Regions from separate parts of the Mus musculus genome. Here regions 1 and 3 are each linked to region 2. A link is a loop called in an ENCODE intact Hi-C map of the cell type or tissue named here. Cell type or tissue: heart. All regions are shown on one strand. Region 1 has its middle 17 kb from the start of Myrip. Region 2 has its middle 23 kb from the start of Gm38642. Region 3 holds the start of Myrip (myosin VIIA and Rab interacting protein).

Region 1 (8,000 bases), 96 kb before region 2:
TAGGTATTGATTTGAGTATGGGGGAGTGCACATGTGCCACGGGGCACCTGTGGAGGTCAGATGTCAGCTTGCAGAACTCATTTTGTCTGACCATGTGGTCCCAGGGATCAAACTCAGGTCACCAGATGCTTTTATTCCCTAGCTATCTCACGGGCCAGAAAAACAAAACAAAACAAAACAAAACAAAACAAAACAAAACAAAACATTGTTTTTAAAACTAATGTTTCTGTCACTTGTTGGAGTAGGTGTGTCACTGTGGGCATGGGCTTAAGACCCTCATCCTAGCTCTCTGGAAGTCAGTCTTCCACCAGCAGCCTTCAGATGAAGATGGAGAACTCTCAGCTCTGCCTGCACCATGCCTGCCTGGATGCTGCCATGTTCAAGTCTTAACAATGGACTGAACCTCTGAACCTGTAAGCCATCCCCAATTAAATGTTATCCTTATAAGAGTTGCCTTGGTCATGGTGTCTGTTCACAGCAGCAAACTCTAGCTAAGACACCTATCATGTGCAGAACTAAGACACCTATCATGTGCAGATAAAGGCACAGACATTACAGCAGTGATTTATGACTTCCTCTTAATCTGTCTTAAGAAACTTTTCACAAGAGATTTGTAGTAAGAGGTCATGTGACTAGAGACATAATTTTCTATTTAAATTCTTTCTGACAAACTGTGAGCCACAATGCTATGGGCTGATCATTTACTAGGTGTGCTTGTTTTGTTTTGTTTTGTTTTGTTTTAAGGGGATGTGTGTGTGTGTGCACAGAGAGCAAAGTTTTTGCTGAGTGGACATTCTTGAACACAGTGCACATATGTGCCAGTCTTCATGCGTGCACACACACTTAGTAATACAGAGCTATCTGGTCTCTCTGTGCACACATCCAGATGAGCATGTCAATCACTAGATGCACATACGTGTGTCCATGGTGTGCATTATGTATGTTGATGTTGATGTACACATATGTACATACTGTGGTATTTAGTTTTATGTTGTTTGACCACAAGGAGCCTTCAGTATTTGGTCAAACATTATTCTGGATGTTTCTGTGAGAGCTTGAGGGTGAGATTAACACAGTACCTGAGAAGAAACTTATCCAGTCAGCTGAAATCTGAAAGAGAACACAAGGCTAGCCCTCCCCGGCTGATGGGCCACAGCTGAGATATTGCATTTCCTGCCTTCATCTTGGAGATAGGACTTGTCACCCTCTGCAACCATTGGAGCAAATTTCAGTGTGTGTGTGTGTGTGTGTGTGTGTGTCTGTGTGTCTGTGTGTAATATGTGTGTACAGGTGTACATTGTGTGGATATGGAAGGCCAGCCTTGGGTATCATTCCTCAAATGCCATCCACCTTGGGTTATGAGGACTTACATTTGATCTCTGACACTTACATAGAGAAACCCTGGTTTGTCTGGGGTTCTGGGGCTGACAGGAAGAGTCAGGAGTCTGCTGACCAGCCACTCTAGCTGAATCAGAGAGTTCTAGGCTCAGTGCAAAACCCTGTTTCAAATAAGATGGAGCCAGGCACAGAGGCACAGAACTTTAATCCAAGCATTCAGGAGGCAGAGGAAGGAGGATCTCTGAATTCTAGGCTAGCCTGGTCTACATAGTGAGTTCCAGGAATATATATGAAGAGACACTGTATCAAAAAAATAAATAAATAAAGATGAGATGGTGAGTGATAGACAAAGTCTCCTGACATCAACATCTGACATCAACACAGGAGGTCAACACCGAAGGTCAATACCTGTTGTCAACACCTGATGTCATCACCTGATGTCAACACTTAGATTCCACATGCAAATGTACACTCTTGTATGTGCACCTTCACACACACACACACACACACACACACACTATGATAAGTACTAAAGGATAAAATGCCACCTAATTTGAAAGAGAAATGACTGCTCTGGGCTACAGTGATCCAGGAAACAGCTGGGGTCCTGGGCCACATCAAAGGGGAGATGAGAAAACCTTATGAACACATGTGTTCATCTCTGCTTCCTGTACTACTGAGATGTGGGAGTGGTGTGCACCCCTGACATTCCCAGCCCTTCAGAGCACCCTGCAGCCATGCATTCCCACCCCGCAGGATGACCCCTCTTGATTGCCAACTTGCTGGGACTTAGAATCACCATAGTAACAAATCTCTGGGTGTGCCTGTGAGGGAGTTTCTCAACCCAGCGCTCTCTCTCTCTCTCTCTCTCTCTCCCTCTCTCCCTCTCTCTCTCTCCAGACTGAAGATACAGTGTGCAGCTGGCACATGGCCCTGCCGCCATGCCCTCTTTCTGCACCATGATGGACTGACCCCTCAACTGTGGCCCAAGCAAACCCTTCTGAAAGTTCACTTTGTCAGTCTAGGTTGTCATAGCAATGAGGAAAGTGTCACCCAGCTTCTGAGAACTCCCTCTCTCCTCACTGCTGGGCACTCAACTTTCAGGCGTGCCACCACACCCAGCCTTATATAGGTCCTGACACTTGTGTGGCAAGCACCTTACTGATCCACGCTCCTACCTCTACCTAGCCCTAAAATTCAGGCTTTGATTTTGTGAGTCTCTGTGCTGTGGCCTGAGCACTCCTCTTTCTAACATGCATCTGGGCAACAGCACCACTGTTCATCTTGGAGCCACATGTGGGGTAGTGAGGGCCAGCGGGGCACATCCGACCAACATGGCTGCAAAGAAAATAACCAAAACATAGTCTCACAACTCTTTTAAAACACACACACACACACACACACACACACACACACACACACACACACACATGCAGGCAGATACTCATAAAAGCAAAATTTTAAAATAATAAATGTCAAACATAGTAAAAGTTTGAAGTCTAGGGAACCAGTTGGGACTATAATCATTTTAATTTAGATTCCATGTTTCAGTTTTAAATGATCACAAGTAGGACTTTATTGCCTACAAATGATTAGAAAGCAAATTATTGAGGAAGTTTTCATACAAGGACAGAGGAAGAGTACTTTTCACCAAGCAAAATCTGGAGAGTGAAAACCAAAGTGTTCTCCTTGTGCCAGGAGCTAGCTCATTCCACACACGGGTGCTAAGTGGATTCTGGGGAGAGCTCTGCATCTCTGCCACAGCCTACGCTTTAATAATGTTCTCACCCGGCACCTCAAGGCATAATGAGATTATCTTCCACATGCTAATCCTCTCAGACATCCATCAAGCTGTGGATCTGCTAATCCTTTGGATAGGATAACACCATCCTATAGAAGATCTGCTAATACCATGCTATGGATCCTCTGACACATCCTATGGATGTGTTAGCATTGTCCTATGGGTCACCTTTTCCAAAAGCACAAAGACAAAACCTTTTCCCCAAATCAACATATCCTTCAGTAACCAGGAAAACCTGGAGTTTTCCTTCTTTCCCAGAGAAACAATAAAACTACTACAACCTTTGGATCAGATAACACCAGGCTATGGATCTGCTGACACCAGGCTATGGATCTGCTGACACCAGGCTATAGCTCTCCTAACACCAGGCTATAGATCTGCTAACATCAGGCTATGGATCTTGCTAACACCAGGCTATGGATCTTGCTAACACCAGGCTATGGATCTGCTGACACCAGGCTATAGATCTTGCTAACACCAGGCTATAGATTTGCTAACACCAGGCTATGGATCTTGCTAACACCAGGCTATGGATCTGCTGACACCAGGCTATGGATCTTGCTAACACCAGGCTATGGATATGCTAACACCAGGCTATGGATCTGCTAACACCAGGCTATGGATCTTGCTGACACCAGGCTATAGATCTCCTAACACCAGGCTATAGATCTCCTAACACCAGGCTATAGATCTGCTAACACCAGGCTATGGATCTTGCTAACACCAGGCTATAGATCTGCTAACACCAGGCTATGGATCTGCTGACACCAGGCTATGGATCTGCTGACACCAGGCTATGGATCTGCTGACACCAGGCTATGGATCTTGCTAACACCAGGCTATGGATCTGCTAACACCAGGCTATGGATCTTGCTAACACCAGGCTATGGATCTGCTGACACCAGGCTATAGATCTTGCTAACACCAGGCTATAGATCTGCTAACACCAGGCTATGGATCTTGCTAACACCAGGCTATGGATCTTGCTAACACAATCCTATGCAACAGGAACAGATAGATATCTCATACCTTATACACATCAGTCAGGGCAAAGCTTGGCTTGGGTCCAATGTGCATCCTGCGTTGACATTGAATGTGCATCTCTGTGACCTTGAAGATCTAACAAGAGACCCTGCACTGAGATAATATTGTGGTGTGAGACTACTCCAGGGAATCTGAACAAGTGTCCACTCCCCCTGGGTGGAGAACCAACAACAGACCAATTCTACTACAGTCCAAGCTGGCAAGCTGGGAGGTGACTACCCCATCCCCCAAGAACTTGTCTTTTCATGGTGTCCGTGTCCACTGATAGCTTTTGCCTAAATGAACAGCCACACTGCAGTTTAAGAGGACAATGATCCTGTGGATTTTCTATACCTAACAGTCACTATTCTCCTGTAATACAAATAGTGAGTTTCTCCCATAACAACATCTCTATGTATTAAGCACTAACTCATTAAATCTTTGCTAGTCAACCTGTTCCTTCACATTAGCTTTCATTTGAGAATGTCATACGTGTAGACAATCTGTTTTGATCATATCCCCACCCTGTCCTCCCCTCCAGCTCCTCCACACCCTATCTGCCTTCTAACTTCATGAACTTGTTTTTTTAACCAGCGAGTTGGTGCTGCCTGTGTGTGCCTGGGCGTATACAGCCCTCTGCCTACCAGGGGACATCCAAGAAGAAAACTGACACTCCTCCCCCTGCAACCACCTTTCTCCTTGTCAGTCCAGTTATTCCTTAACTTCCACATGTGTGCTGTGGCATGAGGACACACACACATACATACACACACACACACACAATAAATAAATAAAATAGTAAAAAAAAAATTGAGCATCTTGATTTTGTGGTCAATTACCAGCCGGCATGACAAGCTTCTTTTTAGCTCCCCACCCTAAGTGTTTGCTTGCATGTTCAAAGTTAGCACGTATGGCAGATGGTTTTAGAATGACGGCCACGGGGTGACGATCCCAAGTTCAGCATTCGTTCCCAGGGGGGGTTACCTTCGAGTCGACAGACATGATAGTACCTGTAGTGGCTATTCCTGGTTGTCAACTTGACGATATCTGGAATGAACTGCAATCTAGAATTGGAAGGCTCAACCAGTGATCCTAATCTGGAGGCTGGAGATAAAAGTTTCTGATCTGGATCTTGGCATGGAGATCTTGAGGCCTAGTGAATTCCAGAAGATTAAGACAGGGAGATCTCCAAGTTCAAGGTCACCTGGGATTAAAGGCATGGTGGCACACACCTTTAATCTGGGCTACACCTTCTGCTGGAGACTTACATAAGGACATTGGAAGAAGGAAGACTCTCTCTCTCTCTCCCTCTCTCCCTCTCTCCTTCGCCTGATTGCCGTGTGGGACTGAGCAACTGCTAGATCCTTGGACTTCCATTCACAGCTGCTGCTGACTGTTGTTGGGAGTTGGACTGCAGACTGTAAGTCATCAACAAATTCCTTTACTATACAGAGACCACCCATAAGTTCTGTGACTCTAGAGAACCCTGACTGATACAGTAGGGCACCAGAAGGTTACCCGGCTGAGTTCTCTGCAGCAACACCAATCTGCCCGTGTGATTCATGAGAAGTACCGTTAGATGCATCTGTTAGTGTCTGTGTCTTCATTTTAAGGTTTCCCCTCACAAGCTTATTGGCTTTCTCTTTCCAATTTTATTTCTACTCATATAAAGCACAGGCGTGATTTCAAAGTGGAATTCACACAAATCCAGGTAAGGAGCGACGCGCCTCCACAGCACCCCACCCCCATTCCTGTCTCAGTCAGTTTCATGGCTGTCGGCTTGGCTATGGCTTAGCTTGTAGCTTGGTTTATCCTCGTGTTTCCAGAGCAGCTGTACATTGAGAGTTTTATTTCATTTATCTTACAAAAGGTTGTCTTCACTGTCAACATGACTGGGCTTGGAATCACCTGGGAGACACGGCTCTGGGTGTGTCTGTGAGAGTGTTCCAGAGATGATTAACGGAGAAGGGGATGCCCGTCCTGAATGTGAGCAGCACTGTCCCACATCCTGGGGTCCTAAAGAGAACAGTATGGAAAAATAATTGTCCATCTCCCCCTCGGCTGCTCTCTGCCCTGCGCTGATGTGAGGAGTCTCAGTGCCATGTTCCTGCCACCGTAAACACGCCCACACCTTCCCACCCTGCTGGACTGTCTAAACAGTGGGTCAAAATGAATCTTTCTTTAGCAACTTGCTTTTTAAAAAAAAGATTTATTTATGCATATGAGTTCATGGAGGTCAGACGAGGGGGTTAGATCTCCTAGAATTGGGACTATGGGTGGTTGTGAGCCGCCATGTTGGTGCTGGGAATAGAACCCGCGTCTTCTGAAAGAGCAGTCAGTGCTCTTAACCTCTGAGCCCCCGTAAGCTGCCTTTTTTGGCAGGTATTTTGTTACAACAACAAATATTGGGGGTTATTGGTCTAAAGCTGTGCATACAAATGCTGAATTCTGAACCCCAAGACCTGGTTACTCTCAGACAAGTGAATCCTCACATACACCAGCCTTTGTTGTGGAAACCTTGCTCCCCAATTTAAAGTTATTGGTTAAATAAAAGCGGCTACAGCCAATTAGTGGAGAGAAGAGGTAGGCGGGGCTTCAGCTACCAGGCTGGGGAAGGGTTGCAGGTAGGGTGAGAGAAAGAAAGAGAGAGAGAGGGAGAGGGAGAGAACAAGAGAGAAGGAGAAAGAAGACAGAGAGAGCAGGATTTCTCCATTAGACAGGATAGACCAGGAGCATGTGGCCGGAGAAATGTCCCCTGAGGACAGACTGTTGGAGCCCAAACAGCCTGTGCGAGACTCAAACAGCAAGTAACCTGGAGCACGCAGCTAGGAAATAGCCATTCTACCATAGAAAAATAGTTTAGCGCTAATCGCCCAGTAATTGTGCTAATGCTGATTAAATAAATCATAGGATTATGCGAGGCTGACCAGGTCATAAATAAGAACTAACAGAGTTAATAAATCTATTTTACAGCAACAAACAAATTCACTTATTCACTTTTATATCAATTCGTCTTCGTTAATATTTTCACTCTGAGACTCCAAAGTGCAGGCTTAGAAAGATCAAGCAATTTCTGGGCTCAGCAAGCCAAGCCAAGGAAATGGAACACAGGCTTCCATCCATCCATCCATCCATCCATCCATCCGTGTGCCTTACTGTGCTTTCTAATCTTTGCTGTTTTGTTCATAATTAAAGTTGCTAATTCTCAAATCACAGTTAACAGGCAAAAAAAAAAAAAAAAAGGCATTGATATTTTTATGTTCTGAGAACACTCCTGCTTGTTAGGGAACTGCCTCAGCTCTGTTCGGAGAGGCTGGCATGTTTGATGGGTACTTGGAATCTCCGTGTTGTGGCGAGGTTTGTATCCTGAAAGGTTTTTTTTTTTTTTTTTTTTTTTGAGAGAGAGCTGAACGTACTCGAAAGGTTGCCTGCTTCCTTGCCTTCCCACACGCCTTCTGTTTAGCCCTACTTTCGGCTCCCCAGCCGAGATGCACATCGCCTGCACAGTCTTTAAAATGTGATGTGTTAGATGGTTGATATCACTGTTGAAATCATGGCAACATGGTTCTCTCTGTTCCATCACTGTGAATAGCAGACATGGCCCTTATACCGCTGCACGGGCAATGTGTTGTGTGGTTCTGGGGGTACTCGCATCGACAGCTGTGTGAGCTCTCATGGTTCTGGAATTATCCAATAAGGTTGAGCTAGTGGCCTAGTGCGTCCCAGAGATCCAAGTAGCTCTGGCCCCCCAGTTCTGTGATTCTGAGCAGCTGCGGCCACACCCAGCCTTTTTTTTTTTTTTTTTTTTTAATGTGGCTTCCAATGATTGGCTGTCCTT
Region 2 (8,000 bases):
CTGTGAGAAACTCTGTCTCAAGAAACGCCAGAGATGATGACTAAGGAGCAACACCTGAGGTTGACCCCTGGCCTTCTAAGGAACAATGCCTAAGGCTAGCCCATGGCCTCCTAAGGAACAATGCCTGAGGCTAGCTCAAGGCCTCCTAAGGAACAATGCCTGAGGCTAGCCCATGGCCTCCTAAGGAACAATGCCTGAGGCTAGCCCATGGCCTCCTAAGGAATAATGTCTGAGGCTAGCCCATGGCCTCCTAAGGAACAATGCCTGAGGCTACCCCACAGCCTCCTTAGGAATAATGCCTGAGGTTGGCCCGTGGCCTCTACCCGAGCATATATGTTCACCTGGACTTGCATTTGCACACACAGACACACAAGAGTTGATGGATATTTCCTACCCTTGTAGATTTCCAATACAAATTATTCATCCGAGGACAATGAACCCAACCCTAGCAACACGAATAGGCACTCTAGAGACTAGAGGCCTAACTCCATGGGTAGAACACTTAAGTGTCATTTATGAATCCTACAACACTACACAAAACATGGTGTGGTGGCACAGGACGCAGTAGGTAGAGGAAGGAAGAGCAGCGTTCAAGGTTATCCTCAATTATAAGTTTGAGGGTAGGCTGAGCTACACAAGATGCTGACTCAAAAAAAGAAAAAGACACTTGAAAATTTTATGTTAGTGTGTTCTTTTTTTGTTCTTCTAGTTAATGTGGAAAGTTAGATAAATTAAACTAGAGTTATATATATTGAATAATGAATTCATGCAGAAGTAGCCATCATCCCTAAGAAATTAAATCTCTCTCTCTCTCTCTCTCTCTCTCTCTCTCTCTCTCTCTTTCACACACACACACACACACACACGCTCACACTCACACATTCACACATACACACATACACACACACATATACACACACATACACACACACATACACACACATACACACACCACACGTGTACACACACATACACACACACACCCCACACACCACACACCACACACATACACACACACATACACACACACACACATACACACACACACACACACACACGTACGTACACACACATAAAAACGAGGAGGGCCTTTTGTTTCACTTTGCTTTGTTTTGTTTGTGGTTTTGTGGTGCTGGGGATTGAACCTATGGCCCCTTGTGTGCTGGGACAAGTGTGTTACCACTGAGCTGTATTCCCAGCCCTTTTTAGTTTGTTTGTTTGTTTTGAGACAAGGTTCAGGTAGCCCAGGCTTGCTTTGAACTCTCTGTGTGACCAAGGGTAGCCTTGAGCTCTGGATTTTCCTGCCTTCACTTCCTGAGCACTAAGATCACAGGACAGGGCCACCACCCTGCAAGTGGGGGATTCGTGCCTTTGGAGGAAACTCCGAGCTGACTCTTTTGTAAGGGCCGTGCTCAGCCCACGCAAACAAGCATGAAGACAGCAGGTGAGATCAAGCCAAGCCTCAAAAACAACCCAAGTGGGCTGTGCTTCCATGAAGGAGAATCACAACTGCTGATCTCTTCCAGGTCAGAGGGCAGGACGCTACCTAATTTCCCTAGCGAGATCTCGAGGAGTTGCACCTGGCTGAGTACCGCTACTGAGGAATCAGACTTCATCTGACCAAAGCCATGCAACAGAGTGTGCCCAGCCACGCGTTTGCCTCTGTGGGAAATTAAGACAGGGGCCACCTGTCATTCTTGCTTTCTTCTCCATCTCAGTGTGAATGGAGAGAAGGGGACATATAAAAATCTCTGATTTACTTGACAAAGGGATCTGCCCTCATCGAACAAAACTCTGGAAGCTCAAGGAAAACCACTATTGCAAACTCAAAATGGAGAAAAAATGACTGCCCCAAGTTATCCTCAGACCCTACTCCTCCACACATGAACTGCTACCTCCAAGTGCATACATACATATAGGCATACATGCATACCTGTATACATACATATAGATGTGTATGCGTACATATCTGTATATATACATATAGACATGTATGCATGCATACATATCTGTGTATATACACATATTTACATGCATGCATACCTGCATACATACAGATAGACATGCATGCATACCTGCATATATAAATATATATGTGGAGAGAGAGAGAGATGCATGCATACATACAGACATGTGCTCACACATACTTGCATACATACATATAGACATACATATATACATGTATATATGCATTCATACCTGCACACATACATATCATATCTACATATATACATACAGACATGCACACATGCATACCTATGAACATACATATAGCTATGCACGCATACCTGCATATATACATATATACATGCATGCATACATACATACCTGTATACATACATGTATGGATGGATGCATGGAATATTTTTTATGGGAAAAAATAAAAGTAGTGGAGACAGAGAGGTTTGTTCTTCCTAAAATGGCCGCTCCTGGGGGAGTCCAGGAAGCTGTAGTCCTACTGTGCTTCCTCCTCTCCCTTCTACTCTCCAAGTAGGAAGTCTCACTCTTTCTGCAAGGCTTGCATAACTCCTCTTGGCATATCCTCTTCTTCAGATCTTCGTGTGCATCAAGACCTCCTGGAGTCAGAGCCAAGCTCACAAAAGAGCTCAAAGCTATATCTGCCTGCAAAACACCCTCAGCTGCAGTCTACAGAGTCATGGGCTTTGGCAAAAAATAGCGGAATGCGGAGTTAGCATAGCGCCAGCCATCCACGTGTTCTGAAAGTGGATCAACCACTCTGCAGGCTTGTTCTGCTGACCTCAGGATTTCCTTTTGTCTTTCTGCCTAGCAGGTTCCAGGTTCACGAAGAAGCTGACAGGATGCTTCGAGCACAGGGTGAGGCCTCAGAAGCCAAGCCAAGTGGACTCTGGGCAGGCTACATAGAGACTGGGGCTTGGAAACATTGGGCGACCCCTCCCACTTGGTAATCGCACGCTGTCCAATTCGAGGCAGGATGGAACCTGCCACAGAAGGGAACATATCCAATGTAATTATGACACCGCTTCCCTAAGGATTTTTGTGTTTTTATCCCCATGCTTGTGTGCTCATGAGTGAGTGCAGGCACACGTGTGCCCAGTGCACAGGTGACAATCAGAGGAGAGCTGCAGGTAACTGCCTCACCTTGACTGAATCCAAGTCTCATGTTGTTTCCCGCTACACACAACAGGCTAGCTGGCCTGTGAATTTCTGGGGATTCGCTGCCATCTGCCTCCATCCACAGGAGCAGAGGGATTACTGGATTGTCTTACCGTGTGGGGCTTTCCATGGGTCCCTGGGGTCCAAACTGAGGGTCTCACACTTGCATACCAAGCCTTTGCCCACTAAGCCCTACAGCATCAACGCTGGCCTCATGAGGAGGAGTATTTGTGGGGGGTTCGTTTGTTCTGTTTGCTTGTTGGCCAGCCAGCCTCAATATTTTACAACATGCTGAGTCACTGGTATCACAAATATTTTCTTCTTTTACCATGGCTGTTGTTACCAGGCACCAAACAATGAGACTTCAAGGTCCAAATTAACGTGAGCATCCTGATCAGCACCCCAGCTCCTGTCGCTGTGTAAAGCTGATACCACAAACGTAGGATCTGACCAAGCCTTGGCTTTGCCTGGCTGTTTCTGTCTGCGGTAACCTCAGCCTTGGGGTTAGCTTGTCTGTCCTGTCGATGATGGCTCCATACTCCTCTGGAATGAGAACTCTCCTGAGCTGGGGCTCTGGCCACACCTACACTGGCATGCAGCTTGCTCTTGAGAGCTACGCACGGCTGCTCTGTGTCATCAGCCCGAGGAAGGAAGCAGTAAGCATATCCAGTCCCCCTTCTGCGGGCATTTCCATCAAATCAAAGTCAAGACGAATTCTGACTCAAAAGCTGCCTCTATGACAAAGCTCTCAATTGCCTACTATTCCTGAAGAAGAGAAAAATCTCTCTGTATACCATGAGTATGGTGGTAATTAGAAGCCAACCTTTGTCAGCCTTGGCCCCACTGAAAAGTTCAGAGGTTTCAGGAGAAACTGCAGCCGGTGCTGCCCTCTAGTGGCCGTTTATTCAGGTGTCTTTGGAAAATGGGCTTGAAATTGAGAAAGGCTATGGAGGTGGTGGGGTGGGGGGAGACGATGCAGGGGCTAGGGAGGAGCGGGCAGTGCGAAATGGTCACAGTATTAAACCAGCTCCTAATGACGTATACCCACAGATCAATGCGTCCGTCAGCCCTCAACAGAGAAGCTTCTTTTACAATAGACGGCGGCGATTAACACCGAGACCCACAGAGCCTCCAGGCTGTGAGGAGAGCGAGCGAGAGAGAGAGAGAGAGAGAGAGAGAGAGAGAGAGAGAGAGAGAGAGAGAGAGAGAGAGAGAGAGAGAGAGAGAGAGAGTGTGTGTGTGTGTGTGTGCTCAGCTGAAAAGCGACATCTCCGGAACCGCTGCTGGAGAAAAGGCAGAGAGACTGTAAGATCCAGAGGCAGTGGATAACGAAAGGGAAAGAGACCCATCCGGATACAGCAGGACAGCTGCACATATGAGCTCACCCGTGGCTGTGGCAGCGGTCTCAAGCATTGCACAAACCTAAGCCCACCGAACGCCAGTGTGGAAAGGGGATAAGTGTGAGCCCCACACCTGAGGAGGAGCCATTGGCGGTTAATGGCTGCTAGGAGCGGAAGAGTCCGTCTTCTTTAAGGGTGTGGGCCCTGCTAAGTGAAAGCACCCCGGTCCAGTGGGCACCCACCAGATTATGTGGGTGTGCCAACTGCAGTGACTTGGTGGACTAAAAGGGGGGCAAAATTAGGTGGAGAGGGAAGAGGGGATGAAGAGAATGGGAGAGGCTGGGGACGGGGCAGATATAACTTTGTACAAAATTCTCAAAGAACTAAGAGGAATTGAGGGGGAAAAAAGAGAAAGTCCTACTTTTATTATTGCTTAATGAGTCATTTTTTGTGTGTGTAACTAGACAACTTTTAATCCCCCTTATTCTATGAGTTTTAGAAATTCTGAAGACCCACTTCTGAAAATAACCTTTTCAGTGTAAGTGGACACAAAACTTGTTTGGGGTGATGCGGGATGGGCGGCAGTTTGACTGGGTCTGTTCCTACGGAGGATGTTTCTGGATAACGTGAAAATCTAAGTGTAGACTGATGTGGTGGCGTAGAGAGTTAAAGGGTGGAGACACAGCATGGGCCCCATCCAGTCAGTGTATGGCCCACATAGCCCCGACAAGCTGTGACACTGGCTGCCACTGGACTTGAACCTGTTTATGTTCACAGGCTCTCAGCCTCTGGATTGGAGCTGACACTGTCTTACCCAGGGTTTCTATTTCTGCACAAAACATCATGACCAAGACACAAGTTGGGGAGGAAAGGGTTTATTCAGCTTATACTTCCACATTGCTGTTCATCACCAAAGTCAGTCAGGACTGGAACTCAAGCAGGTCAGGAAGCAGGAGCTGATGCAGAGGCCATGGAGGGATGTTCCTTTCTGGCTTGCTTCCTTGGCTTGCTTAGCCTGCTTTCTTATAGAACCCAAGACTGCCAGCCCAGGGATGGCACCACCAACAAGGGGTCCTTTCCCACTTGATCACTAATTTAGAAAATGCCTTACAGCTGGATCCCATGGGGGCATTTCCTCAAAGGAGGCTCCTTTCTCTGTGATAACTCCAGCCTGTGTCAACTTGGCACACAAAACCAGCCAGTACAGACCCCAATAGGTCTCCCTGGCCTCAGGCTCTTGGGTTTCCTCAGACTCACCATCAGCTCTCATATTCTGGATCCTCAGTTTGTAAGCATGGATATTAGAACTGCTCTGCCTTTGGGCTCACAAGCCAGTTCTTGATAACGAACATCCCCGTGCATACACAGATTGTTTCTATTTCCTGAGAAGTTTGACAAACGAGCTTGACTTCAAGGAATTTGGAGAAAAACAACAAGAAAGTGGTAATCTGGAGACACTGACTCCAGCTAACAAAGTAGGGTGGAGAAAATTGAGAAAGAAATCAAGGAAACCATACCTTTCAAAAGCCTCAAAAGAGTTTGAGGGATAACCAAAGAAGTGAAAGACTTGCACAATAAAAATCTTAAGAATTCAAAGAAAGAAACTGAAGAAGACATCAGAAGATGGAAAGATCTCCCATGCTCATGGATCAGTGGAACTAAGATTGTGAAACGGATACCTACCAAAAACAACCTACAAATTACATGCAATACCTATCAAAATTCCAACATAATTCTCCACAGAACCTGAAAACACAGTTTCAAGCCTCATATGGAAACACAAAACACCCACAATAGCTAAAACAATCCTGAATAATGAAGGAACCAATTGAGGTAACACTATCTTCAATATCAAGTTGTACTATAGAGATATAGTAATAACCACACAGCATTGGCATAAAAATGAACATATTGATTGATGGTATCAGATTGAAAACCCAGACATAATTTTACATACCTATGGTCACCTAGTTTTTAAAATAAATAAATAGCCAAAAACATACACTGGATAAAATACATCACCTTCAACAAATAGTGCTGGATCAAGGACCTCAGTGTAAGGCCAGATACCCTGAAACTGATTAAAGAGAAAGTTGGGAATAGGCTTGAACTCATTGGCACAGAAGAAGACTTTCTGAACGGAACGTCAATAGCACAGGCACTAAGAACAACAACCAATGAATGAGACCTTATGAAGATGAACAGCTTCCATATGGCAAAAGACACCATCATTTGAAAGAGTCAGATGATTAATATCAATACAACAAATGACAATGTGTACAGTCGAGGATGTAGGGTAAGGGGACACTCCAGGCCAGGATGTAAGGTAAGGGGACACTCCTTCATTGCTGGAGGAAGTACACCTTGTATGGCCACTGTGGAAACCAGTTCCTCAGGAGACTGAGAATAAATCTACCTCAAGGTCCAGCTAGACCAGTCTTGGGCATCTACCCAAAGGACCTACAGCCTACTCTAGAGACACTCACCCAACTATGCTTATAGCTGCTCTATTCATAATCACCAGAAACTGGAAACAGCCTAGGTGGGCATTAACTGATGAACAGATAATGACCTTATACAATGGAATATTATTTAGGTGTTAAAAATGAAATTATGACGGAGCCAGAAAAGAGGCATCCCGAGAGGGGTAACCTAGACCCAAAGAGCAAATACTGTATATTTGCCCTTATATTTAGATTTTTCCCTTTTCCAGTGGAGATCCATCGCAGATAGCTTCTTGGTTAGGAGTGGGACTCCATGTCTACTTCCCTCTCTCCATGCTGGGGCTCATCTGTCTGGAACCTGTGAGGGTCTTAGGCACACTGCTGGCTGCTCTGTGAGCTTATCTCAGCCCTGTTGTGCTTGGGAGTCGCTGTTTCCTTGGAGTCATGGTCACCTCTGGCTCTAACAAGCTTTCCACTCCTCTCTGCATAGCTCCCCAAGCCTGGTGGGGAGGGGTTTGATGGAGACAGCCCATTTGGGACTGAGTGCTCCAAAGTCTCTCACTCTCTAAACACTGTCCAGTTGTAGCTCTCCGTGTGGATTCCCATCTTCTTTAAAGCTCCTTGGATGTGGGTCGGGCTTTCTGATCTATGAGCACAGCAGTACGTAAGGAAGAGTCAACTCACTGCTACGTTTCTTTACCAGACTAATAGCAGGTCCCAGGGCTGGGGGAAAACCTCCTCTAGGGTTCTCGGGCACTTCAGCAATGTCAGGAATGGGTTCCTTCTCATGGGGTCGGCCTTAAAGCCAATCAAAAAAGTGGTTGGCTACTCCTGTAACGTTTGTGTTGAGCCAGTCTATCCTACAGGCTGGTCTCAGCCAGGTGATCGGGATGACCACCTGTCCCCTTTGGTAGTCTGCGGAGCATCTTCCAGCACCATGACTGCCAGCTACTTGGTGGGGATGAAGCACCCACAGTTGGGCACCAGCTCAACTTCTTTGCGTTCAATGGCACAGATAAGTGGTATCTTCAGCTTCGGAGCCTTACAGTCAGGTTGTGCAAGGCAGCCAATAGCCTTGGCA
Region 3 (8,000 bases), 110 kb before region 2:
TCTCAGACCTGGAAAGAGGAAGGCACTGTACAGTACCCAGTGCACCCAAGCACTGCCCATTCTCACCTCCACGTGCTACATCTTCAATGTCAACTGCACCTCATTTGGAAACACGGGAGACACAGCTCTGGCCTGTCTGTCGAGGGTGTTTCCAGAGACATTTAACTGAAGAAGAAAAAGCGAACCTGAAAGTGAGTGACACTGTACCATGAACTGGGGTCCCAAGAAAACTGGGTGGGGCACCAGCATCATCTTTCCACTTCCTGATGTGGATGCAGATGTGAGATCAGCAACTGTGCTGGCTGGTTTTGTGTGTCAGCTTGACACAGGCTGGAGTTATCATAGAGACAGGAGCTTCAGTTGAGGAAATGCCTCCATGAGATCCAGCTGTAAGGCATTTTCTCAATTAGTGATCAAGGGTGGGAGGGCCCATTGTGGGTGGGACCATCCCTGGGTTGGTAGTCTTGGGTTCTATAAAGAAGCAAGCTGAGCAAGCCAGGGGAAGCAAGCCAGTAAGTAACACCCCTCCATGGCCTCTGCATCAGTCCTGCTTCCTGACCTGCTTGAGTTCCAGTCCTGACTTCCTTTGGTGATGAACAGCAATGTGGAAAATGTAAGCTGAATAAACCCTTTCCTTCCCAACTTGCTTTTGGTCATGATGTTTGTGCAGGAGTAGAAACCCTCACTAAGACAGCAACCTTACATCCGTGATCCCGCAGCCATACCTACCCAGTCATGACAGCGAGCGTCCTGGGACTGTGAGCAAAACAAATCCTTCCTTCCGTAATTGCTCTCAGAAGGAGTTTTGTCACAGTGGTGAGAAAGAATACAGTCACCAAAAGAACACAGCACTCCAAACAGCCTCTGATGACTTGACAACACTCATCGGCACAGGCATCTACAGGGGGCTGCCTCACTTAGCCTTCTCCACGCCAGATCCCACATCCTCACCTCCTCCTCCTCCTGATTTGAACTCTCCCTGCAAGATGCTGAACGTATCCCAGTAACCTATCCATTCCTTAAAACTCACCATAGATAGTGCTCTGTGAAAGAAGCCATTTGGCCTTATGAAAGAGAACCTTCAAACTGTTGGGGGATTCTAGGTTGATATATAACACACATACCTAGCCAAGCTTTCTTTAATACCCCAAGGATGTGCCACCATAGTTCCACAGGACTGAGGAAAAGGCAGCATTGGCCCAGATCACAAAACAGCTCCCAAACCCCAGATGGAGTCTATCCATGGACTTAGTAGTAGGGACCAAAAGGGGCCTTCCGATCAGAGAGCAGAAAACATTATTTATGAACATTATTTGTTTCTGGAGATCCTGGGCTGTTGGATTTTATCCCTGTCGTGATGGTGGGTGTCTGGGTTCTCCAGCTAACATGTGGCCACTATGAGGCAACAGCCCCAACAGGTCGTAGATGAGTTGAAATGTTATGATTCCATCCAACTTTTGACTTTGAGGAATTAGAAATAAAGCCATTCATATTTTTCATTTATATCACACCACTTAAGATGAGAGAGAGATACAGGGAGTAAACTGAACCCCACTGCTATACCCGGGGTCTCCCATCACCCCAATCAAAGAACACTGATCATTCGTGGATGGGGGACAGCCAACCCAGAGCCTAAGATGAGACTTTTTCTACTAGTTGTCTGCCGTAGATAAAGGACTCTTGGTTTGAGCTCGATAAAAAGGAAGGTTTAAAAAAAAATTAAGCCAGAGATGGCTCACACCATTAATACCAGTACTCCAGAGTCTGAGGCAGGGGAACACCACAGGTTTGAGTTCAGCCTGGACTATGTAGAGAATCCCATGAACCCTGAGCTATAGGTAAGACACTGTCTTAAAGGACATAGAACTAGGAAGCTCTTATTTCAGCTTGATAGGCAAATGATGGGATAAAGATGAAGTGAATGTTGCCTGGCCAAACTAAACAAGGTGATAGCTGCCTCTGGGGCTGCTGCCTTTCATGAGTTACAGGGAAACTACGAAGCTTTTTGTTCTTAGTCTGGACACCAGATACACAGGTGTGGCTTGTCTATTAAAATCCATCAAATATACACTCTAAATATTTACTCACTTTATTTTGTTTTATCTGTGTATACATGCCTGGGTGTATATATGTGTGCCATGTGTGTTCTGTGCCTGCAGAGGTCAAAATAGGATGTCAGATTCCCTGGAACTGGAGTTACAGATGGTTATTTGCCAACACACAGGTGCTGAGAATCGAACCCAGGTCCTCTGCAAGAGCAGCCAGTGATCTTAACTGCTGAGCTGTCTGTCCAGCCCTAAATATACACTTTTGAGCTATAAAACTTTTTGTAATTATACTTTAATAACATGTTAAGACAAATTGACCAAGGGCTGAAGACCTTGAGTTCTGCTTTCCCTGAATACCAACTCACTGTCATGTTTTCTTACCCCACTCCCCCACCTCACCACCACCTCACCACCACCTCACCACCACCCCACCCCACCCCGGACATGATCTACAAGACTGCTAGTTTAACACCAGATGTGGCTAGCAGGACATTTTCCCAAACTCGAGTGAATTCCATCCTTCCCTCTCCCACACAGAAAGATAAAATCCAGATCTCAAAAGACTCCTGCCACAGACATCATCTTCAGAGAGACATACATGCTTGACTATATATACACACACATGCCCAGAAACAACCATACACCACGAGGGGGGAGGAGGAGGGGAGGCAATTTCTCCTTAGACCTCCAGAGAGTCCCCAGCTAAAGAGACACAACTTCTAGTTCAGAGGCACCCCCTCCATAGGTGGGGGGAAGATCAGGAAAACAGCTACCCACTGGATTCCAATCTGAAGATGGAAAGCAGTCTTCAAAGCTTTACCAAAACTAAATATCTCTAGAAAAAGATATTTAGATCTGCAAACAGGGTCCTGATGTTGCTGTCAAATCCTTGAAATCACCTCATTTCCATACCACTCCTCCCGAAAGATCCCTTACAACATCTTCCCTCTACCTGGTACCACAACCCCAGCGCTTTTTCACACCGTACCCCGGGAGCCCCAGGAGCGGGGAGGTGGGGGGGAGAGAAAGAAAGAAAGAAATAAAAAAAAAAACGCCTGTCAATTATCCCAGGACTATGTGTAACAGTGTCATCACTGAGTATCAAAACTGCAGCTGGAGGTCAGAGGGTGAGAAGGACATGTGGGAACAGGGAAATGGCAGGGCAGGAGGAACAATCTCTCTCCCGTCCCTGGGAAAGTCTCAAGATAATAAACAAAATGTATATTATAGGTAAGGGGTGGGGCGGATAGAAATGTAGTCCATTTTCAAGGAATTTTAGCGGATGGGAGAGATCTTCAGAGAAAGCTGCTTTTCGGTGTGTCAGCTCCCTCCCTTTGGTGTGTCTTGGAAGAGTGGCTGGGACACACGTCCTGAGGACAAGGTTTATTTGGGAGACCAGAAGCCAAACACAGTCTATGTAAGCCCTGGCGCTTAGCAGAGTCCTCGACTCCACACTCTGCAGAAACATCAGTCAATTGAGTGACTAGAAGAGGATGGAACCTCGGATGCGGCAACTGTGAGCGTTCCCACCACACAAATGCTCCACAGCACGCTCACACGGAAGACAGCCAGACGTTAACCACCCCCCCACCCCCCGAAACCGCTATTGAGACCCTGCGGATGAGCTCGAAACCTCAACAAGTCTCCTGTCTTTGAAGATAGGAGGAACCGAGAAAGAGAGCAGGACGAAGGAACACCTCGCCCAGTGCCTGCCTCACCAGCGCACCTCTCCTCCTCAGGCAACCCGGGGCTGAGCCCAGACGCAGTCTGCCTTGGGGGTTAACGCTGTGCCCTGGCCATGACCTTCGGCGAGTACCTAATTAGCCCCATTTTACAAACATTAAGAGTCTAAAAGAGTCACGTGGTCCATGCTGGCCAGCTGCCGGGTGCGCACCGGGTGGTTTGAGGCGCCCGCCGGTGCGCGGATCCCTTAGCAAGGTGCGCGGCGCACCGCATCCCGAGCGCTACGTGGCCATCGGGGAAACGCAGGGGTCAGCTCCCGCCCCCGTAGCCACGGAAAGAGGCGGATCTGACTCTGTCGAGGCTAAGTCCAAGACCCCACCGTCCCCTCCGCACAGGCAGGCTGGCCATGTCCCGCAGCCCTGGCCCCAGACGCGCACCAGGTGCGGGGGACCGCGCGCGCGACATCTTCAGACACCCACCCCAAAAGTTGCGGCAACGTGGCAGGGAAGCATGGCATCGAGCTGCGGGCGCGGAGGGGAGAGCTGGAGGACTCACCCGGGGTGGCCGGCCTGGAGTGGGTCCGCGGCGGAGCTCATGGATGGCGGCCAGGCTCACAGCCACCGCGCCTCGGATGGCCCCGGGTCACCTGCCGCAGCCTGCGTCCAGCGCGCGATCCCGAGGCTGCAGATCGCCGGTGCGCCCGAGCTGGGGCCGCAGTCACAGCGGGAGCCGGGCAGCGCGGGCAGGACGAGGGCGCGCGGCGCGAGGGAGGCGCCCGCTCCAGGCTCCCAGCCAGCGCCAGCCCAAGCCACTGCGGCCGCCGCCACCTGCGGGCCCCGCTGACCGCCAATCACAGGCGCCCGGGGCGGCGGCGCGTGCGGAGGCGGGGCGGGGGCGCGTGCGGGGCGGCTGGCGGGAGCGGCGGCGACACCAGCGCGCCTGCGCCGGGACACCGGCCGCCTACCCCGCGGGTTCCTCGCGAGCTCCCCGGGTGCGCGGGTGGCACGCGCCGGGAGGGGCGGGGCGCATAGGGAAGAGGCGGGGCTGGGGCTGCGCGCACCCGGGTCGTTGCGGGCTGCGGCGCAGTGCGGTGCGGGGGTCGCGATCGTGAGCACCCCTACTCAACCAGCCCTAGCTTCAGGTCATCCCTAGTATTGAAGTCAGGCTCTGCATCCTTGGAGACCCGCCCGCTTGAAGGATGGGTCACCGCAACCTGGGCCTTCTTAGTCCTAGGAACAGCGCGACCTGCTGGCTCCAGCCTCACCAAAGACTCGTGGCCCGCCTGCATCAACATCTTTCACTTCACTGCCCCCCACCCCAAGGTATTTTTAAGGCACCGTTGTGATTCCGGTCTGGATTACGTTCTTCTCCAGGGAATTTACTGAGCTAGCCACGCTCGCTCATTCAACACACACTGACTACCTCGCACTTGGCTCAGGGGGTTCTAATCCTGTGTGCGCCCCCATAACCGCTGCACCTCTGGGATAGTGAGTCCTGGAATACTGCCAGTGAGGAGTGCTCTGGGGCGCGTGCTTGCAGTCCATGGTCCCCAAAGGATGACAAGGAGTTGAGATTGTCCTGCAATCTAGGGCCGCACTTGCTCATCCAGCAAGCCCAGGGCCCCGGATATTGAGACCAACTACTTAAGCCTCAGCAGCGTCGACTGGGGAACACCTGTCAGTGTCAACTGCCTGGCAGCAGCGACTCCGTCAGAATAAAGCTTCTATAGCGCTACGGCGGTGATTTCAAAATCTAAATCTCAGTTCTAAATCTCATAGGTCAATGAGCTGAGGTCGTGTCCTATGTAAATGCATGCAAGGTAGATGGGGGGGGGGGGAAGCGCCTTTGCGGAGCAACGAGGGAGGAAAATTAAGAACGTGTAAGGCATTAAATTGGTTTCTCTAAAGAAACGGTTTCCTCCCTTGAGGGATTTTTAAACTGCTAAAATGAAAGAAAGCTTATTTTGTGTACATTTTACTTATTTTCCGTTCTAAATCTGTTTATGTAGGCCCGGTTAGTATCCACACAGTCCAACATTCAACCGTTCACAAGACTCCCTCCTACCTTTGTCTGCCAGTGTCTCAGCTCCTGCCACTGAGCACAACCAAAGTGTGCTCTCTCTGGGGGAAAGCTATGTGTTATGATTGTGATGATCAATTGCAACTGTCAACTTGAGACAAACTAGAACCACCTACGAGGTGGTCCTCTGGGCATTCCACCGCAGGATTATCTTGATTATGGGGAGACCCGTCAGCTGTGGGCGGCACCATCCCCTAGGCTGGAATTACAAGATTCCAGGACTGAGTTCAGTCTTCTGTTTCCCAGAGTGCATGTTACATCACCCAACAAAATCCCCCTGCCCTGGGCTGGAGAGATGGCTCATGAGTTAATAGCACGGTCTGCTCTTTCAGAGGACCAGAGTTTGAGTCCCAGCACCCACATGTCAGATCACAACTATCTGTAACTCCAATTCCAGGGAATCCGAAGCCTTCTGACCACATGAAGAAGGCGTGCAAATAGCAGGCAGACCTATATACAGGCAAAATACTCATAAAATAAAAATAAAATACCTATGTACTTCTTGAACAAATCCAGTCTGTACGCACTGTAAAGGCTGCAATGATTTTTAAATATTTATTGTATGTGTTCATGGGCATTCAGATGCCAAGGCATGCACGTGGAAGTGTGAGGTTTTGAATGAAAGTGGCCCCCATAGGCTCATAGGGAGTGGCACTATTAGGAGCAGTGACCATGAAGTAGGTATGCCCTTGTTGGAGGTGTGTCCCTGGAGGTGGGCTTTGAGGTTTCTGAAGCCCAAGCCAGGCCCAGTGTCACTCTCTTTTCCCGTTGCCTGTGGATCCAGATGCAGAGCTCTCGGCTACCTCTCCAGCACCATGTCTGCCTGCACACCACCATGCTTCCTGCCACTACAGTAATGGACTAAACCTTTGAACCTGTAAGCCAGCCCTAGTTAGATGTTTTCTTTTGTAAGAGCACCCATGGGTATGGTGTCTTATCCAGCAATAGAAACCCTAAGGAACTAGACAACATTTGAGAGTTGGTTCTTGTCTTAGTCAGGGTTTCTATTCTTGCACAAACATCATGACCAAGAAACAAGTTGGGGAGGAAAGGGTTAATAAGCTTACACTTCCACATTGCTGTTCATCACCAAAGGAAGTCAGGACTGGAACTCAAGCAGGTCAGGAAGCAGAAGCTGATGCAGAGGCCATGGAGGGATGTTACTTACCGGCTTGCTTCCCTTGGCTTGCTCAGCTTGCTTTCTTATAGAACCCAGGATCACCAATCCAGGTGTGACACCACCCACAATGGGCCCTCCCACCCCTGATCACTAATTGAGAAAATGCCTTACAGCTGGATCTCATGGAGGCATTTCCCCAAGGGAGGCTCCTTTCTCTGTGATAACTTCAGCTTGTGTTAAGTTGACACACAAAACCAGCCAGCACAGTTCTCTTCTTACAGCATGTGCAAAGATTAAATGCTAGGTCACCAGGTACCCTTTATCACTGAGCCATCTCAAGGAACAAAGACTGGGGTATTCCAACAGTTTGTAAGCCAAGAAGATGAGATGGGCAGGGTGGTGAAAACCAGCCAGTGTTTACCTCTTGCACCTGCCCCCTTACTGGGGATTCACACCCCCTTGCTGGGGAGCCACGCCCCCTTGCTGGCCAACAGGGAGCCACTTTACCTCTCAGGGGGCCTTTGCAAATTCTCTGACCTCTAGGAACACACATTCACACATACACACATTTACATACATATACACACATATTCACACTCACACACATATACACACAATCACACACTCTCACACAAATTCACACATACATACTTATATATACATTTACACACACATAAACATATTCACACATACACATATTCATACACACTCACACACACATATTTATACACACACAAATATTCATACACATACCCATACACTCACCCATTCACACACTCACACAATACACACATATACACACATTGACACACTTGTACACACATATTCACACTCATACACATATATACACATACTCACACACATACACACGCTCACACATAACACACATATTCACATTCACACACACATATCAACAAACACATATTCACACACATACACACACTCTCTCTAGAATCTAGGAGTCACATATGAGAGATAATATACATCATTTCTCTTTCTCTGCTCTGGTTAACCTCACATGATATTTTCCAGAGCCATCCATTTTCCCATGAATTTCATAATTTCATTTC

The links. A loop is a pair of places that touch in the nucleus more often than their neighbours do. Peaks named below come from ENCODE experiments on the same cell type or tissue, not always from the same donor. Only the 100,000 strongest peaks of a DNase experiment are listed, where the experiment ranks them.
Region 1: a loop joins it to region 2, with 2.7 times the contacts of the local background. A loop is called at or near these places in 3 of 42 quality-filtered maps.
Region 3: it touches region 2 in a loop (3.0-fold over the local background); 6 of 42 quality-filtered maps call a loop at or near these places.

The regions. Positions count from the first base shown.
Region 1 is chr9:120,283,370-120,291,369 of GRCm38, reverse strand. No RefSeq gene overlaps it. Among named protein-coding and RNA genes, the nearest start is that of Myrip, 17 kb to the left of the region's middle. In heart, no CTCF peak of the experiment used is centred here; no DNase peak of the experiment used is centred here; H3K27me3 peaks cover 1,072 bases.
Region 2 is chr9:120,187,626-120,195,625 of GRCm38, reverse strand. No RefSeq gene overlaps it. Among named protein-coding and RNA genes, the nearest start is that of Gm38642, 23 kb to the left of the region's middle. In heart, a CTCF peak has its summit at 4,005 (motif pointing left); no DNase peak of the experiment used is centred here; H3K4me3 peaks cover 912 bases; H3K27ac peaks cover 686 bases; H3K27me3 peaks cover 1,603 bases.
Region 3 is chr9:120,300,487-120,308,486 of GRCm38, reverse strand. It overlaps Myrip (myosin VIIA and Rab interacting protein), which reads right to left and starts at 4,414. Exons shown (of 17, transcript NM_144557.5): 1 at 4,287-4,414. In heart, a CTCF peak has its summit at 4,975; DNase peaks (open chromatin) are centred at 4,066, 4,576 and 4,946; H3K4me3 peaks cover 2,200 bases; H3K27ac peaks cover 555 bases; H3K27me3 peaks cover 6,666 bases.